Linked DNA regions of Mus musculus: region 1 is linked to region 2. A link is a loop called in an ENCODE intact Hi-C map of the cell type or tissue named here. Cell type or tissue: gastrocnemius. All regions are shown on one strand. Each heading gives the region's core, and the rest is flanking DNA. Links, peaks and the distances in the headings are about the cores only.

Region 1 (4,399 bases), core at 119-4,118, 100 kb after region 2:
TAAAAAGGATTAGTCTTTTCAATTAAACAGAAACTTTAGAAATTTCAAGTATTTAAAAAAATCATATGTCAGTGAGAAACATGTCAACAAATCAGCCAAAGTTGTTTCGCTAGTGGATATTCTCAGAGGCTGAGGCTCTGGGCTCGCCTACTTTACCCTTCCTCGTGCTGGGCATTCTTCAGTCTCCTGTTCTGCTTTGCCATACACGCTAAGCTGTTTAGGAGTCTCAACATTCAGTGAAGTTTACAAGTTTGAAATCATTTTGCAACCAGCTTATTTTCACAGTGCTCAGCAAATAACTGTCGGTGGTAACAGGGCATGCAGAGGCAAGCGAGCGCCTTGCTTCTGGGTCTTCCGACCCAGCTACTCACCTCTTGTGAAAGCTGTCTTACTTGGTTCTTTTGATGGTCCAGATCTTTTAAAATTAATGAATTTTGTTTTTCTAACTGAAGAACTCTTCTTGCCAAGTGGACACTAGGTAAATAAAATGAAAAGCACTTATGTACACCAAAGTAGAATGCTGCCTAAACACACAACAGGTATTTGTATGCTAGAAGGTGGACCCATCCTTTCCTAGCAACACACATAGTAACAGAAGGCAATGGCAATACAAAGCAAAGAACGCCACACGAGCAAGACTTTAGCAACCCTGACATTTCCATATGGTAAGTGTGGTATACTGATTACTTGACTATGGTTTTTAGCTCTGCCCATTGAGGCAGAATTACATTATGTTACTAGCTTGCCAGAAAAGAGAGCCATTTATAGCTTTCTCATTTTAACAAAAGTTTCCAAATTACAAATTACTTAAAATTATTACCTGGAATTATTTGAATACTGTGTGCAAAAATTATTTGAATTATTAAAATTATTATTTGAAATTACTTGAATATTATGTGCAAAAGCTTACATTTTGGAAAGTGTTTATCCTAGTCAATATTATGAATTTTGTAATACAAAACATAATCCAACAGGTTTCCTACTGCATGTGGAGGTGGAAGAGGCGTGTAATAACATGCGGAGAATGACCACAGTACAGGCAGAGTCTGTACTAAAGGAACCCCCTTCCTGCCAGTGTTTTATGTCCCCATCCCTGGCAGGGTCTTAAGTCTGTATCCTAGGCTGGCCTCAATCCCTGCTCCCCGTACATTAGTCCAAGTGTTAGGATAACAGGCACATACCCACAGCCCACCGTGCTGTGCACTCTATAACTGCCCTTGGTTTGTTTGGTTGGTTATGGTTTTTCAAGACAGGGTTTCTCTGTGTAGCCTTTGCTCTCTAGGTAAACAATTCCAAGGACTGAAAGGAAACAATGTTTTTTTAAGAAGTACCAGTAATGCCGAGAAATCATGCTGTTCTCAAGACCTGCACTGTATTTTCATGTTCTATATTAGTTAGCCTATCAATTTAACCTATGAATGGAGAATTCACAGAATTCAACTTCTCACAATGTTGAGTTTTTTTTTTTTATTAGATATTTTCTTTATTTACATTTCAAGTGTTATCCCCTTTCCTAGTTTCCCCTCCGAAAACCCCCTATCCTCTCCTCCCTCCCGCTGCTCCCCAACCCACCCACTCCTGCTCCCTGGCCCAGGCATTCCCTTATACTGGGACATAGAACCTTCACAGGACCAAGAGCTTCTCCTCTCATTGATGACCGACTAGGCCATCCTCTGCTACATATGCAGCTAGAGCTATGAGTCTCTCTGTGTGTTTTGTTTGATTGGTGATTTAGTCCCAGGGAGCTCTGGGGGGTTACTGATTAGTTTATATTGCTGTTCCTCATAGGGGCTGCAAACCCCTTTAGCTCCTTGGGTACTTTCTCTAGCTCCTTCATTGGGGACCCTGTGCTCTGTCTAATGGATGATGGTGAGCATCCACTTCGGTATTTGTCAGCACTGCCAGAGCCTCTCGGGAGACAGCTATATCAGGCTCTTGTCAGCAAGCTCTTGATGGAATCTGCCATAGTGTCTGGGTTTGGTGGTTGTTACAGAGACAAAGTTCAGAGCAGAGACTGAAGGAATGACCATCAAAAAACTGTCCCATCTGGGGATCCATCCCATAGACAACCACCAAACCCAGGCACTATGGCAGAGTCCAACAAGAGGTTTTTTTTTTGTTTGTTTGTTTGTTTTTAAAATTTTCACCAAATAGCCGGGCAGCAGTGGCGTATGCCTTTAATCCCAGCACTTGGGAGGCAGAGGCAGGTGGATTTCTGAGTTCGAGGCCAGCCTGGTCTACAGAGTGAGTTCCAGGACAGCCATTGTTAAACAGAGAAACCCTGTCTCGAAAAACAAAAAAAACAAAACAAAAAAAATTTTTTTCAACCAAATAACTGTACAGAACAAAATGAAGAATTCATGTAAGACTCTGCTAAATATCATCTAACACATTAATGCCTGCGGACTGTTCATTCAAAGTAAAACATACAAGTTTTCATAAATGTTTATAGAGTGATCTCAACAGTATGCCTATATCTAATATTCATTGGTCTGGCATGGTATCTGCCAAGTAGTTGACATTACAGATGACAACGAAGTAGTCTTCATTTATTGACAACAATTCTCTAAAAAATTATGTACTAAAATATATAATAATATGCAAGTAGCACAATAAACACCAAGTTAAAGTGTAGAGTTGTGCAGCTCTCAGAACCTCAGAACTTGAGACCATTTCTACCACCCCCAAGAACAGCCATCCTTTGTCTTTTTCCATTCTTTATTAAATGCCTCTTAACCCTCCACTCCAGTTTAGAGAACCTCTAAACAACTTTCTTCTTATAAATGAATTCATAGTTTACATTTTATTATTTTTTTACTCTAAAAACAATACTTTATATATCAACAATAAAATTTACATATTAACCCTGTTATAGAATTTGACATAGTTTTATACAGAAAACAATTCAGGTTACAAAACCTCTCCCTTCAGGGGTAGGGAGGGGATCATGTTTTCTTTGTTAGTTAATATAACAACTGTATAGTTTGGGGTTTCTCCTTGTTTCCTTGCTGTCTTGGAATTTTCTTTGTTTACCGACTGGCCTTGAACCCAGAGATCCACTGACCTCTGCCTACTGAGTGCTGGGACTAAAGGTGTGTGCCATCACAAGTGGCTTTAGTCACATATCACATATCTTTATTTATTTATTAATTTATTTTGTTTTCTGAGACAGGGTTTTTCTGTGTAGCCCTGGCTGCCCTGGAGCTCACTCTGTAGACCAGACTGGCCTCGAACTAAGAAGTCCGCCTGCCTCTGCCTCCCAAGTGTAGTCACATATCTTAATGTTGCTTTTGGATTAAATCTGTTGGTTTTAACTATGCCTGTGAACTCCATATTTTACATTACTAGCTCCAATTTTGTCTAATTAAAAACCCTGGTTATTATCAATCACACTTTTATCTTCTTCCTTACCTTTCATACATACATATATATATATATATATATATATATATATATATATATATATATATATATACACACACACACACACACATATATACACACATATACACACACATACACATATATATTGTATATATATATATATACATATATATACACATATACATATTGGGTGTAGTTTCTATATTTTTGTTACTCACAGAACATACTCTTTAGGGTCATTCTAAATAACAATTTATCAACAAATGTATGCTGGAGGTATTGACAACATTTGTGTAATAATGCTTATAAAACAAAGAACACAGTCAAATTCATTTACAAAGAAGTATAGATGAGAGGAAATTTTTATGCAAATAAAACCTCTGTTTTCTATTAAGGAATGAGAGATGCTAAAAACAATGCCATGTTACCAGTCACCTGTTTAACAGCATTCTGAGAGGACAGTGACTTGGTGATAGGAAGTGAAGTACAGTACACTGCTCACTGGTTTGGGCAACTTGTTTAGCAAACTGCTCTTATGCAGATATAGTGACAAAGTCAGATGATGTAAACACTGAAGGAAGGAACTGTATGCCAGTGTTTTAGTGTTAGCCCAAGGGCAGTGTCCTAATAAGAATGCGCCTGGTTTTAGTTCAGGCATCCTGAGAGAGAAATCCCATTCAAGGCTGATGAAAGGTGTTAGAGTTTGGGAATGAAATGGTGGTGGATCTCACACCTCTTCAGATCTACACAGGCACCAGGCACATGTAGAGCATAGACATATGCACAGGCAAAACTCTTATACACATAAAAGTAAAATAAAAAATATAGGAAAGAATCAGACAAATCCAACAGGCAGAAAACTTTACAAATGAAAACTGTTCTACACTATCTCCCATCCTCTGGATCAGCACAAAGGAAGAGTGATCCACTCCGAAAACAGAGTGTCTAGTGTCACCGTGCAGTGCAGGAGCACAAACAGCACACGACCAGAAAGCCGGGTTTGCTACTTTCACAC
Region 2 (4,399 bases), core at 223-4,222:
GCGCACACACAGTCAAATTAGGGTATATCTTCAGTTAAACTATGGTATCACAGTTTTGCCAAACTGCCTCAAATCTGTTCACATCCATTACACTTGAAAACTAAAACCTGTGCAAATCTTAAAAATAATTATTCCAAAGGGCTTTTGTGTGTGGACTAGGTTATTTTATCAGGCCTAATATAAAATGTTCTCTGGCCATTTCAATACTTTTTGAATAGAAACTTGAACCTGTGGAGCAGAAGCCTGTATTGTATCCACTGATACAAAACAATTGCACCCTCAACGTTTGGTCCAAATGTTCACTTGAACCAGTAGATTCGGTAATGGGTCACTATCATAATGAAATGGACCTATTCATATCCCTATCTAAAACAGATCTTTAATTATCAAGGAGAAAAATCACTCCCTTGGTAGACGGGTGCTAAGACTCCCGTGGGTGGGGAGAGGCTGCTGCATCGCAGGCACAGTCATCAGCAAAACATTTATCATGTCCTCTCCGTGGGCCAATGCTACATTCCCCCTTCCTCTGTAAAAAGCGCAGTCATCTTGCTATCTCCTGAGCGAAAACTACCAGAATAAAATAACCAAATATCTTCCAGGCCCTGATTGTTTAAGAACATACATAATCAATCCAGCTACTGACCAGACGCCTATCTTTCCCCCAGCTCTCTTCTCTAATATAACGAACGCTTTCTCTTGATTTTTTTTTTGACATTGAAAAAAAAGGAAGTCAGAAAAAGATCAAGCCCCAGGTAAATGAAATGGTTCATAGAACCATTCACCTCAGTCAGTGAATAGGAGTCGTATATTTTGCTTTTAATTTTCCAAAGAAATGTCACCTCGGACCTCAGATCATCAAGATCTGGATGTGGACGAGGACGGACGGGATTTCCCGGATATGCAGGACTTAAAAATAAAGATTCATGCTGTAGCCATGTGAGTCACATCTGACAAAATGCCACTGTCTTCTCAAAGCACCACGACACTGGCAGACCCCAAGAAATAGGCGCTCAGTGCAAATACACAATACAGCAAGAGGCTATTAAACTAAGCGTCTTGAAATAAACCGATCTTAAACCCTTTCGTGCACTGCGCTCCCGTGGCGGTTAGTGGTTTCTGATTTTAGCTCTTCCAGCTGTTTGCATGTGGGTCTGTTTCCAATTTTTTTTTTCCTTGGGACTAGCTAAAAGTCCCGGGAAGTTTTTTCTAGGCTATATGACTCCCGTGCGTGGGCGAAAGAAACAGGCGCTTGCTCTAATTCGGCTGCTGGGCAAGTGTAAAAGCCAACTGCCAGCTTTCAACGCGACTCCGAGAGGAAATTTACGCGCACACTAAGAAAAACAACACCCCTGGCCTTTTTTGTCCGTGTTTCTTTTTAAGGGAAAAGCGGTGTTCCAATACAACCTTAAGATTCTAGTTTTCCAAACGGGGCCCTACAATACATTCTAGGGTGAGCCTCCACGGGGGTATATGAAACCCCAGTACTCCAATTTGCATTTCTATTTCACCCCAGAGGACGCAGGCAGGTGGACTTCCAAGGCCAGGGCCATCGGGAGAGAGCGGTCAAGAAGCATTTTAAGCCAAGTTGAGCGTGGGCACAAGCTTTCATCCCCACGCAAGCAAAGAGAAGGTGCACGCGAGCGCGCGGCTCTCTTTAGCTCCTCTGGACAGATCCGGGTGGGCCCCCGCCCTGCTCCCCCATCCACTCCCCGGCGCCCCGTCTGGGAGCGCAGGGCGGGGCTGTCCACCCGGGCACCCGTTCCCGCGCGTCCCAGTCTGGAGCGGCCCCTGTCGCCCGCGCCTCGTAGCGGCGGGACACGCCCGAGCCGGGGAAGGGAGGCCGGCCGCTCTGCTTACCTGGACCAGCTCCTCCGAGGGCAGTCGCGGGCCAGCGGCTGGCGGCGGCGCAGGCGGGTGGTGGTGCGCGTGTTTCAGATCGTCTCCGGAGAAGAGCGCCGCGTCGCGGGCCGGGTTCGCAGCGCCCAGCACCGGCTTGAGCTGCGCGAACACGGGCTCGTCCTGCGCGGCCGGCGGCTGGGGCAGTGGTCCCAGGCGGGCGCTCATGGTCAGCACCCGCGTGGGCATGGACGGTCTGGGGATTACGGGAGCGGGACACGGAGCGATCGCGATCCCACCTCGCTCGGGCTGGCACGGGACGGCGGACTCGGCGGGGGGCCGCGGCGGGGGACCCCTGGGCCGGCAGCCAGACGCTCACGAAGGCGGGCACGGAGATCGGGGCTCCTGGGCTCGGCCACGCGTCACCGCCGAGGTCCTCGGGCAGCCACTTTCTCCCGCCCCGCCCCAGCGCTCGCTCACCCTCTCGCCGGAACCCGCTCCCGCCACCCCCAAGCTCCACCAGCAACCTAAGAGAGCGCGTACCTGCCCCGCGACTACTGACACTTGACGCCCGCCTCTATTTCACCCAACTCCGGGGAGGCAGGGCCAGCTCACCGGACTGGCAGCGTTGTGGCCAATGGCAAGGCCCCAGGGCCAGAGGGTAGCCAGTAGGAAAGAAGGCCCACGAGGTCCCGCCTCCGACGGGCCGACCGCACCCCTCGCGGGCCAGGAGCTTCGCGCGCAGGGCTGCGGCGCAGTTTGTACACAACTTCTCTGACAGATTGGGCCGGCGGAGCACGGGGCGGGCGGAGGGAAGGAGAGGAGCGGGTGGAATCTAGGAAGAGGGGGAAATCAGGGTGGAGACGCGGAGGGAGATCTCTCCGAACTGTTCTCTGCCAGGATTAGGGCGAAAAAAAAGTATTGCACGTCTTAGGTGTTGTGCAAGGACCTGAAACTCGAAAACCGAAGACAGAAGGCAGCTAGGTGGGGGGAGCTGAGGTTTCCAGTCTTAACCAATGAGTGTATTTTTTTTTTTAAGTATACAAAATGTACTTTAGAGGAAAACAAGGGGCGGTGCGAAAACAAACGTAAAACAGCCCTCCTTTCTGTGTTTTCAGCCGTAGATCTATCTATCTTTTCGCAGATTCCTTGTGGCCTGAATAAAATCTGTAAATGTCAAGCATTTTTTTTCAAGTCCTTGCATACCAACCTGGGCACATTTTCCCCTACAGTATTTAAGGAGCTACAAGTTTTCACAGACATGTCTACTCTCCTTCGCCGAATGTGGGGAAAAGGTGGGGTGGGCCATATGAATTATGAAGTTTTTAATATTTAAACCATGTTGATTCTAGCCCGAGCATGGAATCTAATTTGAGAACTAACAGCCAGCTCAACCGGGTATTTAAATAGACATTACATCTTTGGCTTATTTTTGCTAGCACTGTAGTGTTCGGAGGGGCGGGGAATGGAGTTTTAATATATTCAGAAGTATGGGTCCCATCTACCTAATACAGTGTCACCTTTTCCTACGAAACGGGAACCAAAGAAGGCACAAACATTCACAGACATTCAACAGCCCTGAAAACTGGGTATCCAAACTGGTAGGAAAGCAACAGTCAACTATATTACTACCTTTTTACTGCGTTGTTTTAATGGAAGGTGAGTGGTTTGGTTTGGTTTTGTTCTTAATTTTTGCCAGTAATCACACCAAAGGAAACGCCTTTCCTTAATCCTCAATGTTCTTGTCTATGATTTTATCTGGCTTATTGAGAAGCTGAAACAATAAACTGCGACTTAAAAAGACGCCTGTAATATTGCTATCTATTTACGTCTGTTGGCAGCACACTATACTATAATACCTACCTAGAGCACACTCGCTCCTTTACAGTGAAGCATCTTTTTAAAAAGTTCTTAGGAAAAAAAAAAAGTGCACCTGAAAGAGTGTATCACAGGTATAAGTCTCATTTCCAATGAAATTTCCAAAGTCTCACGTGTCGTTTATTTATTTATTTATTTATTTATTTATTTATTTATTTATTTATTTATTGTAGCAAAGATAAAATCATATTGTGAACTCAGTTTCTTTTCTCCCTTTTCCTTCCTGTCAGCAATGATCCATCTTTACAGTTGTGGTTGCCACTTTCAGAGGATGGGTGATGACAACTTTCATGATACCAGGGTGTTATTTAATAAGTGTGTGTGTACTGACGTTTTACGTCGACAACCCCATGTTGCCAACCTTCATCTTTAAAAACTTGGCCTCATTTTTCTCTGTTATTAAAGCCAATCACGTGCTCAAATAACTCTGAGACGGGTCATAGAATTGTTGTCAGATTTTAACTTTTTAAAAAGGGGTCATTTTTTTAGAAGACCTCTGGGTACTTAATGCTGATAGTATAACCAAACCAAGTGTGGAGTGTTGATAGCTCTTAACAGGATGGTTCCTTCCTTTAACTCTTTGAATTTCTCTTTATTCTGATTGGCTTTTAAGCCTCTCTAAACCAGAGCGTCAGTGGGGCATGCCATTTTACTGCAATAAGACCCGTTTATTTTAATGGAAATC

The links. A loop is a pair of places that touch in the nucleus more often than their neighbours do. Peaks named below come from ENCODE experiments on the same cell type or tissue, not always from the same donor. Only the 100,000 strongest peaks of a DNase experiment are listed, where the experiment ranks them.
Region 1: it touches region 2 in a loop (1.9-fold over the local background); 1 of 42 quality-filtered maps calls a loop at or near these places.

What each region holds. Positions count from the first base shown.
Region 1 is chr14:99,192,424-99,196,822 of GRCm38, reverse strand. It overlaps Pibf1 (progesterone immunomodulatory binding factor 1), which reads right to left. Exons shown (of 18, transcript NM_029320.3): 14 at 372-474. Among named protein-coding and RNA genes, the nearest start is that of Dis3, 95 kb to the right of the region's middle. In gastrocnemius, for the core only: no CTCF peak of the experiment used is centred there; no DNase peak of the experiment used is centred there.
Region 2 is chr14:99,296,681-99,301,079 of GRCm38, reverse strand. It overlaps Klf5 (Kruppel-like factor 5), which reads right to left and starts at 2,389. Exons shown (of 4, transcript NM_009769.4): 1 at 1,858-2,389. The coding sequence starts at 2,085. In gastrocnemius, for the core only: a CTCF peak has its summit at 1,815; DNase peaks (open chromatin) are centred at 1,899 and 2,477; H3K4me3 peaks cover 2,937 bases; H3K27ac peaks cover 2,342 bases.